Regions from separate parts of the Homo sapiens genome. Here region 2 is linked to region 1. A link is a loop called in an ENCODE intact Hi-C map of the cell type or tissue named here. Cell type or tissue: PC-3. All regions are shown on one strand. Links, peaks and the distances in the headings refer to the core of each region. The heading gives the core; the rest is flanking DNA.

Region 1 (5,374 bases), core at 175-5,174:
CTTCCTCATTTCTGGACCACAGCCTCCTGTAAAACAGAACTCTCATCTTTTCACCTCACCCAGCTTCACTTGGCGTGAGCCCTGTCCTGACAGAGCTGACTCCACCCAGTGCCAGGCTTGGCCCCTTACAGACATGACCTCCCAGAGCAGCGTGCCTCAAGGGGGGCAGTTTTGCCCCCAGGGGACATTTGGAAATGTCTGGAGACAAATTTGGCTGTTACAACTGGGGGTGGAGTGAGGGCAGGGGGTGCTACTAGTGTTATCAACTGAATGTATGTGTCACCCCAAAATTCATAGGTTAAAATCTAATCTCTAATGTGATGGCATTTGAGGTGGGGCCTTTGGGAGGTGATTAGGTCGTGAGGGTGGAGCCCCCATGGACAGGATTAGTGTCCTTATGAAAGAGACCCCCAGGCCAGTGCAGTGGTTCAAACCTGTAACACCTATAATCTCAAGATTTCGGGAGGCTGAGATGGGAGGATCACTTGAGCCCAGGAGTTCGAGACTAGTCTGGGCAAGATGGTGAGACTTATCTCTATTAAAAAAAAAAAAAATTTTAAATTAGCCAGGCATGGTGATGTGTGCCTGTAGTCCCAGCTACTCGAGAGGCTGAGTCAGGAGGATCATTTTAGCCTAAGAGTTTGAGCCACTGCACTCCAGCCTGGGCAAAGGGAGGGAAGGGTGGAGGGGAGGGAAGGGGAGGGGAGGGGAGAAGAAACCCCAGAACATTCTCTCAAGGAAGGAAGGAAGGAAAAAGAGAGAGGAAGGGAGGAAGGAAGAAACCCCAGAAAAGTCTCTCCCTGGCCCCCCACCCACGGAGGACATGGTGAGAAACATCTGTTAATGAACCAGGAAGCAGACCTGCACCAAACACTGAGCCTGCCAGTGCCTTGATCTTGGACTTCCCAGCCTCCAGAATTGTGAGAAATAAATCTCTGCTGTTCATATTTTGCTATGGAAGCCTGAATGAACTAAGGCATCTTGCCTCAAGTGGGTAGAGGCTAGGATGTTGCTAAACATCTTACCAAGCACAGGACAGCTCCCCAGAACAAAGAATTATCCAGCTCAAAAACCAAAGGTGTCAAGACAGAGAAGTGCCCACCCAGGGATACAAAGCCTTCCTTTCAAATAGGTGCAGAGCCCTCAAGGGAAGAAAGCCCTCCCCAGGGGGCACAGGAGAAGAGGGAGAAGGGTCTTTCTTAGCCTCCCAGGAGCCCCAATCCAGACAGAGCAAGTCTAGAGGTGGCATGCTAGGCAGAAGGCTCCAAGTCAACCCCCAACACAGCACACCACAGAGGAGGCAGAGTTGGGAAAGGTCTGTCTCCTTACAGAGGAGCTCAGTCCCCCTGGGAGAGCAGCACAGACCCTGCAGTGGGGACCTCCAGCCCCCTCTCCTCCCTGGTAAACTCCCACCTGCTTCCTGCGAGAGGCAGAGAGCCAAGGATGGCAGATCTGAGGCCTCAGCCCTTGTGGCAAACAAAGCCAGGCAGCCCCAGCCATCTGGGAGCTGCTGTGTGAGAACGCAGTCCCTCCCCCATGCTCTCAGAGCTGGACTGTGCCAGGCTGACCCTCAGGACTCGCCAGGCCAGGAAACATCACAGCAAAACACACTCCCCTCACCCCTACCAGATGCCGGCCTCAGCTCTGGGCCAGGAACTACAGGCCAACAAGCCCTGGTGAGGGCCAAGATCACCACCCCACCAGGCCAGAAAAGCAGCTCCCACTCCAGTCCCTGGCAGCCCCCTTTCAGTGTAAGAGTGTGCTAGAGCGATGTCTGCCTCCCCTCCAGACTGGGCACTCCCGGGCACATGCATTGCCCTCCAGGCAGGGCACACACAGCAGCTGCTCAAAGTGTGTTTTTTGAAAGAGGAGCCAGTGGCAATTTCTGAACGAAGAAAATGTTGTGATTCAGTGGGTATCTATTAAGTGTTTCCTGAGTACTCTTGTTCAGAAAAGGGGTTGCAACATCAGGTCCCTGCAGGGGTTGGACAGGAACATAAACACAAGAAGGGAGTGGAAGCCTTGGTCAGAACACCCAGCAACAGCTCACCCAGCAACAGCCTGGCCAGGTCCCTGGGCTCGGCTTCCGGTCCTTGGCTTGGCCTGTGACAGGGCGCCATCTGCTGGCTAGTACAGAAAGAAGCAAGCGCTCAGCCAAAGCGCAGGTGGGCCCGGGAGGGACGAAAGGTGGACACACCCCTCGCGCTAGCCTTGGTCTCCCTGTTTGATTCCACAGCTCCCAGCCTAGCTGCTCAGGTCCCTCCCCAGGAGCACATCACATCCATGTCCGTATTTATTCATCATCTCCCACATGCACATCCAGAACCCTGCCAGGCAATGCCCCTGCCCCACCCCGCAGCAGCCATCAGGACAGGAAGCTCCAAATTGCAAACAGTAAGCCAGTGATTCTCAAAATTCAAGGCAAAGAAGAATCAGACACAGTTCATGTTAAAATTCAGATCACCAGGTCCTCTCTGAGATTCAACTTTTTTTTTTTTTTTTTTTTTTTTGAGATGAAGTCTTGCTCTGCCGCCCAGGCTGGAGTGCAGTGGCACCATCTCAGCTCACTGCAACCTCCGCCTCCCAGGTTCAAGAGATTCTCCTGCCTCCGCCTCCCGAGTAGCTGGGATTACAGGCGTGTGCCACCAAGCCCAGCTAATTTTTGTATTTTTAGCAGAGACGGGGTTTCACCATGTTGGTCAGGCTGGTCTCGGACTCCTGACCTCGTGATCCACCCACCTCGGCCTCCCAAAGTTCTGGGATTACAGGCGCGAGCCACCGCGCCCGGCGAGATTCAACTTTTAAAGCTCTAGAATAGGGTCCGTGGATCTGCATGCTTAACCAATAACCAAATGATCCTGATAGGAGAAAATCTTCTTGACCTTGGGTTAGGCAAAGACTTCTCACATACAATACCAAAAGTATCATGTATAAAAGATAAAACGATAAATTAAATTTCATCAAAATTAAAAATGTGAGCCAGGCAGGTGGCATGCACTTGTAGTTCCAGCTACTCTGGAAGCTGAAATAGGAGGATCTCTTGAGCCCAGGAGTTCCAGGCTACAGTGTGCAATGATTGTGCCTGTGAACAGCACTGCACTCCAGCCTGGGCAACATACCAAGACCCCACCTCGAAAAAACAAAACTAAAAAGAAAGAAAACCCAATGTTTTTTAATGGGCAAAAGATTCGAATAGAGATTTAATCAAAAACGAATGGATAGGCCGGGTGTGGTGGCTCACGCCTGTAATCCCAGCATTTTGGGAGGCCGAGGCGGGCGGATCACGAGGTCAGGAGATCGAGACCATCCTGGCTAACACGGTGAAACCCCTCTCTACTAAAAATACAAAAAATTAGCTGGGCGAGGTGGCAGGCGCGTGTAGTCCCAGCTACTCAGGAGGCTGAGGCAGGAGAATGGCGTGAACACCGGGAGGTAGAGCCTGCAGTGAGCCGAGATTGTGCCACTGCACTCCAGCCTGGGTGACAGAGCAAGACTCCAGCTCAAAAAAAAAAAAAAAAACAACAACAAAAAACGAATGGATAGCCAACAAGCACATGAAAAGTTGTACAACGTCGGCCAGGAACGTGGCTCATGCCTGTAGTCCCAGCACTTTGGGAGGCTGAGGCAGGCAGATCACCTGAGGTCAGGAGTTCAAGACCAGCCTGGCCAACATAGTGAAACCCCGTCTCTACTAAAAATATAAAAATTAACCAGGCATGGTGGCAGGCGCCTGTAATCCCAGCTGCTCGGGAGGCTGAGGCAGGAGAATCACTTGAACCTGGGAGGCGGAGGTTTCAGTGAGCTGAGATTGTGCCACTGTACTCCAGCCTGGGTGACAAGAAGTGAAACTCTGTCTCAAAAAAAAAATAAAATAAAATAAAAATAAAAGATGTTCAATATCACTCATCATCAGAGAACTGTAAATTAAAACTACAATGATACACCTCTTAATACTATAAAAAAAGAAAAAATAAATCAAACTACAATGAGATACATTACACCCTAGAGAATGTATACAAGTAAAAAACATACCGAGTGTTGAAAAGGATGTGAAGCAATTGGAGCTCTCAATCTCTTTGGAAAAGAGTGTGGTAGTTTTTTATAGTCAAACATATACTTAATATATAGAGTTGGCTCTCTATACCTGTGGGTTTTGTACCCACAAATTCAACCAAACACAGAAAATATTTGAAAATAAATAAATAATACAAATTTTAAAAAGCAATACAACTATTTACATAGCATTTACATTGTATTATGTACTATAAGTAATCTAGAAATGATTTAAAGTATACAAAAGGATGTGTGTAGGTTAGATGCAAATACTATAGCACTTTATACAAAGGACTTGAGTATCCTTGAATATTGGTATCTGTGGGGCTCCCGGAACCAATCCCCTCAGATATGGAGGGACAACTGTACAACCCAGCAATCCTACTCCTATGTATTTATCTGAGAGAAATGAAAACTTTACTGACCAGATGCCGTGGTTTGTGCCCATAACCCCAGCACTTTGGGAGGCTGAGGCAGGAGGAATGCTTGAGCCCAGGAGTTTGAGACCAGCCTCGCCAACACAGGGAGACCCCATCTCTACAAAAAATACAAAAATTAGCCAGGTACAGTGGTGCACACATGTAGTCCTAGCTAGTCAGGAGGCTGAGGTGGGAGGACGCTTGAGCCCAGGGGGCGGAGGCTGCAGTGAGCCAAGATCATACCACTGCACTGCACTCTAGCCTGGGCAAAAGAGTGAGACCCGGTCTCAAAAAAAAAAAAAAAGAAAGAAAAGAAAAAGAAAAAGAAAAAGAAAACTTTGCTTCACAGCAAAACCTGTATGCAAATGTTTACAGGCTTTGTTCGTGATGTTAAAAAATGAAACAGTCCAAATGTCCTTCAGCAGATGAAAGGATAAACGGATCATGGAACACCCACACCATGTAAAGCTGTTCAGCAGTGAAAGGAACAAACTACTGATTCCCACCAAACATGGATGAATCGCAAACACGTGATGCTAAAGTGAAAGAAGCCAGGCTCAAGAGCTTATTTACTCTATCATTCCATTTCCATGATATCCTAGAAAAGGCAAAACCACAGCGATGGAAAAGAGATCAGTGACTCCCAGGTACCAGGGATGGGGAGGGTTTGGCTGCAGGGGAGCATGAGGTGATAAAAAGGTTCTGAGTCTTGTTGTGGTTGGTTATAAAAACATATGTTTGTCAGAACTCAACTATATACTAAAAAGGGTAAATTTTATATATATAAATTATAACAATAAAATACATAAGATCAAGGCATGGCAGAATCATCTGGGAGGCCTGCTAAAATCCACACTACCAGCCCCCGCCCTCACAGATTCTATTTTCACAGCTCTGGAGTA
Region 2 (5,374 bases), core at 158-5,157, 68 kb before region 1:
AGCACTGGGGACTGACTGTTCTCTCTTAGCTCATGTACACTGACTCCTGGCCACCCCACTTAGGAAAAGCCCCAGCCACAATACCATGGCTTGTGAGTGTCTGGAAAGACCAAAGTGAGGAAGACTTCCTGGTGTTTTTCAGTCCTTTGGAAGCAAACTCTGCTGGTGAGCACAGGTATTTAATATGGTACCTGAACTTGGGCTGGTAAGTGGATATCACACGGCAGTTCTCTCACAAGCAGAGGCCCCCAAGCATCAGTGCATATCAACCACCTGTCCATTCAGTCATTCAGTAAACATACATGTGTACCCACTATGAGCCAGGCATCACTCCAGGTGCTGGAGACACAGCAGAGACTAAGAAGGACAAAGATCCTTCCTTCATAGGAATTTTATTCTAGCGAGAGTAGACAGACAAGAAGCCATAGATATAAGTAAATTATAGCGTATATTGGAGAAGCACTATAGATAAAGGAAAAGGTGAGCAGGTTAAGGGAGATAAAAGTGACAGAAGTGCAACGGGGCAGGCTGCAGTAGGGTGGTTAGGGTAGACCTCGATTTGAGTAGACTTGAAGGAAATAAGGGAGTTGGCCATGGGAATATCTTGGTGGGTGTGTGAGGGCTGTGGGGAGCAAATGCGAAGGCCCTGAGAAGTGAACACATGTGGGGTGTTGGAGGACCAGCTGGAAGCCAGTGTGTCTGGAGTACGAAAGAGACCACAGAAGTAACAGAGGGCGGGTGATTCCAGAACTCGAAGACCATGGTAAGGCCTGGGCTTTTATACTGAAATAAGTGGAGAGCCATGGCAGGGCTCGGAGCAGATGAGAGAGTTGGGATTTAGAAGGATCCTCTGCGCGCTGTGTGAAGGATGAATAGGGACCTTTTAAGGTGCAGAGGTATGAGTCCTATTCCAGAGTCTGGTTTAATGGGGCTCATATAGGTCTGGTAATCTACATTTGAGAAAGCTCCCGTGATTGGTTCTCTTGGAAATAGTCCATAGATGCAGCACCAGCCCTAGCACAGCGCCAGGTGGCCCATTCACAGTTTTCTATGCAAATGGTGCCAGTTACTGAGACTGCATTGTGAGTGACACCCCCTGCAGTCATGCACTGGGGTAGTCCTGCAGAGTCCACCCTGGAGGGCACCCCAACTTAAGTGCTTCCCAGCTACAGGAAGCAGGGTTCCCAGGTGCTTCTGCTGGCATGAACTTGAATGTACACACATAGGGTAGCAAGGGCTCCAGTTGGCTCCCAGCCAACGCCTTGAGTACTTCATCATCCTCAAAGGCCTGAGACAGAGCCTTTGTAGATTCCTGAACTATGAAGATGGAGGGAGCGGGGAACTGTCAATCTTCTCATCCTCTGTGGGACTAAATCTCCCATTGGCCAGATGAGCTCCAGGTATGTGTGGCATGCAGATCTGCACGGCACTGAGAGAGGTGAGGTTCTTATCTGGGCACTAAAGGCTGTGCCCACACAGCCTTATGCCTAAGGGTGGGCACAAGCAGATGTGAGAGGAAACTCTCTGGAGTGTGAACTGGGCACCATGCTGATGCACTTACCTTTGTCACCTGTTCTTAACCCTATGGGATTAGGAAAGGTAGTGTTGGCACCCACTTTATAGATGAGGAAAGTAAAGCTTCAGAGAGGTCTTTTCACAGGAATGGGTTGGTAGAAGGACCGTGTCAGCTAAAGAAAGCAATCAACCACTTCAGTCCAAGCTGGCCTCCTGAGGGACCCGGGGCTCACAGCAAAAACCCGGAACTTGCAACCCAGTTTAAACCAACCCCAGCCCTGCTCCTTCCTAGTCACATGCTAAGCCTGTTTCTTCATCCATAGAGTGGGCACCAAGAGGGGTGATGTTAACAATAAATGAGAAACACACTGGGCCAGGCGTGGTGGCTCATGCCTGTAATCCGGCACTTTGGGAGGCTGAGGCGGGCGGATCACCTGAAGTCAGGAATTCCAGACCACCCTGGCCAACATGGCAAAACCCTGTATCTACTAAAAAAATACAAAATTAATCGGGCATGGTGGTGCGCGCCTGTAGTCCCAGCTACTCGGGAGGCTGAGACAGAAGAGTCACTTGAACCTGGGAGGTGGAGGTTGCAGTGAGCCAAGATCACACCACTGCACTCCAACCTGGGTGACAGAGCGAGACTCTGCGTCAAAAACAAAAAAACAAAAAACAAAAAAACCCAAACCACATACCAGTGCCTGCCTGGTGCTGATAAAACACTAGGAGCTCCAGGGGTGCTCCTGCTTGGACCTAACGCAGCTCGGCTATGTCCCTTTTCTCAGGCATGGATCGAGCCTGCCTGGCCTGGAGACACAGTCAGAGCACGGCCTGGCTGCTCATGGGCTGGAGAGGTTTTCCTGCCCAGTTGCCTGAGTCACGCTCTTCCCCCAGGCCCGCCCTTCCTGCCCTTCACATCTGGTTCAGGGCTCTGCCGAGGCCTTCTGGGGCAGGTGCCAATTATCGCTCAGGAACTGCTGCTTGCTTCCCAGGGCTGGCTTTCTGTGAAGGGACGGGCACATCTCATGTGAAGAACAGACCCAAAGCGGGGCTCTGGGGTACAACATGGTATTTGGGTGAGACTACAATTAGAATCCTGTAGCCCCACACAGCTTCCCGTCCACATTATTCCTCCATCTTTTCCAGCATAACAGTACTAGTCCTGGAAACTCTTGCCCAGGAAGAAAAAGTTGTAAATAACTTTACTGTTCGTTCCAGGAGCTTTCTGAAGGAATCATTTAAAGCAACAGCAAACTGATCAACTCTTAATCACATCAAAAGAGAGTTTACGCACCAAGACTCTTTGAACCCTTTGCCTCAAAATCCCCCTTTGCTGTGTCCACCGATCCTAAACTATGTCCTGATCTTTACCCAATCCTAATCGAGGCTTCCTTCTCTGCATTGAAAGTCCCACCTAAAACCAAACTCTGAAATCTCTCATCACTTCCTGACTGTCTTCCCAAGTCTGACACGCTAGGAAAACTGTCAAGTTCGAGCAGGAAAAGTAGAATCAGCTTCTCCTGATTAACAGGTGGATCTGGTGATGTTTTCGGTGAGGCATCCTTCAACAGAAAACTACGCAGGTGGGAGTCCTCTCTCTGACCTCTGACCTTTGGGGTGGGGGAGGCCAGCGGCCTGAGTCCAGGCTAATCCACAGGGGGCAGTTATAAGTGATCACAGGGCCTTCAGGAGCTGAGAAATAGTGACCATATGAGTTCTGGAAATGCCCTTAGGGGTCTCCTGGTTTAGCCCCTTAGTTTTACAGACAGGAAACAGGGCCTGGAGAGGAAAAGAGATTTATCCAAATCACAAAGCTAGCTAGGATTGTTATAGGGATTAAATGAGTTAATAGGTATAATGCACTAAGACACTGCCTGGTACCCACTAAGCTCTATGTGTGTTTGTTAAATAAAAATAATTGGGCCAGGCGCAGTGGCTCACACTTGTAATCCCAGCACTTTGGGAGGCCGAGGCGGGTGGATCACCTGAGGCCAGGAGTTCAAGACCAGCCTGGTCAACGTGGTGAAACCCGGTCTCTATTAAAAATACAAAAATTAGCCATGCATGGTGACGCATGCCTGTAATCCCAGCTACTAGGGGACTGAGGCAGGAGGACTGCTTGAACCTGGAAGGTGGAGGTTGCAGTGAGCTGAGATCGTGCCACTGCACTCCAGCCTGGGCAACAGAGTGAGACTCCGTCTCAAAAATAAAAAATAAAATAAAAGGAATAATGGATCGGCTGGGAGTGGGCTCATGCCTGTAATCCCAGCACTTTGGGAGGCCGGGGTAGGTGAATCACCTGAGGTCAGGAGTTCAAGACCAGCCTGACAAACATAGCGAAACTCCATTTCTACTAAAAATACAAAATTAGCCAGGCATGGTGGTGGGCGCCTATAATCCCAGCTACTTGGGAGGCTGAGGCAAGAGAATCTCTTGAACTGGGAGGTAGAGGTTGCAGTGAGCCGAGATCACGCCATTGCACTCCAGCCTGGGCAACAATAGTGAAACTCCGTCTCAAATAGTAATAATAATAATAATAATTAGAAACAATGGAGCATCTGGACTAAAACTCAAGGCAAACTTAAGCTGGCCTCTCAGACTTAAGAAAAGCAAAACCTGACTTTAACATTGAACCCAGAGCAGTAGTTCTCTAACTTCAGCAGGCATCGGAACCACATGGAGTGCTTGTTAAGAGTGCTGGGCCCCATCCCCGAGTTTCAGATTCTGCACATCTAGGGTGGAGTCAACTATTCGCATTTCTAACTAACTTCCTGGTGCTGCGGATGCTGCTGGCCCAGAGATCCCTCTTTGAGAACCATGGACTCAGAGGAACAAATTACTAAGGGAATAATTTCTGGCACTGGTAAGAGAGAAATGTGGAGATAGTGGGTCTCTTCATCCTTTCCCAGATACACAGTCTCCCCCTGATGTTTAGCCATCCTGCAGTAACGCAGCTGGGGGGCACGCACCAATTCTGCTTGGCTGCACCTGTGCCCACCTGTGAATAATCCACGTTTCATCCCGTTCTAGCCTTCTTTACCTCGTGCTTTCAACAAGAGGGCACCCCTCTTGCATGTGGGCTGGTTTGACGCCCAGGCTATAGGAGGTCTGTACAGTGAGAATGAATCAAACACCAACCAGGCAGATGAAACCAATGCATTCTTTATTGCAGACTGAAGCTTAGGGGCTCACTCACTGTGAGCTCTGATTTGGGGGCATCTGTGGCTGCCCACACTTTCCAAGACAGACAAGGGCAAACTCTCCAAGCAGAGGAGAAAACAACTTCCAGAAGCTGCCCCTTCAAAGGCCTGAGGTGAGGACCTGGGGCAGCAGGCAGCTTGGCATGCAGGGGTTAACCAGAAAGGCCGGGTCTGGAGGGCTGGGCACACCTAACCCTCATCTCCTGGTGACTGCAGGTCACACTCCCTTCTTCAGGAGTGCCATGCAGACTCTGGAACAATCTAACAGGCCAAGTGTCTCCCAGGGTGGGTTAGGGAGGAGGCTGAGCACAGGCTCAGATCCCTGGAAGTGGCAGGGAGAGAACTGAGAGAAACTTCACCCTCTGCTCGGAGGACATCCCCAGCCTAGGTCCTTGCTTCTCAAACTCTAAAGTGCTTATAGGAATCAGCTGGGGGTCTTGCTAAAATGCAGGGTCTGAGTCGGGAGGTATAGGGTGAGGCCTAGACTCTGCATTCCTAACAAGCTCCCAGGTGTCACTGCCGCTGCTGGTCCACAGACCACACTTTGAGTTGCAAGGCTCTGGTCATACATTGTGTTTGTGCACATCAGAGAAGGATGCCTCTTCTTCAACAAGGAGAAACCCCACTCCAGGGCACAAGGCAGGTGGGGCCAGCGCAGC

Evidence for each region. A loop is a pair of places that touch in the nucleus more often than their neighbours do. Peaks named below come from ENCODE experiments on the same cell type or tissue, not always from the same donor. Only the 100,000 strongest peaks of a DNase experiment are listed, where the experiment ranks them.
Region 2: a loop joins it to region 1, with 5 times the contacts of the local background. A loop is called at or near these places in 11 of 110 quality-filtered maps.

Annotation. Positions count from the first base shown.
Region 1 is chr10:70,362,568-70,367,941 of GRCh38, forward strand. The region is part of intron 2 of LRRC20 (leucine rich repeat containing 20); the gene reads right to left. Among named protein-coding and RNA genes, the nearest start is that of LRRC20, 17 kb to the right of the region's middle. In PC-3, for the core only: CTCF peaks have their summits at 2,120 (motif pointing left) and 2,320; a DNase peak (open chromatin) is centred at 2,064; H3K4me3 peaks cover 277 bases; H3K27ac peaks cover 918 bases.
Region 2 is chr10:70,294,314-70,299,687 of GRCh38, forward strand. It overlaps LRRC20 (leucine rich repeat containing 20), which reads right to left. Exons shown (of 5, transcript NM_001278212.2): 5 at 4,662-5,374. Among named protein-coding and RNA genes, the nearest start is that of NPFFR1, 13 kb to the left of the region's middle. In PC-3, for the core only: no CTCF peak of the experiment used is centred there; a DNase peak (open chromatin) is centred at 2,408; H3K27ac peaks cover 358 bases.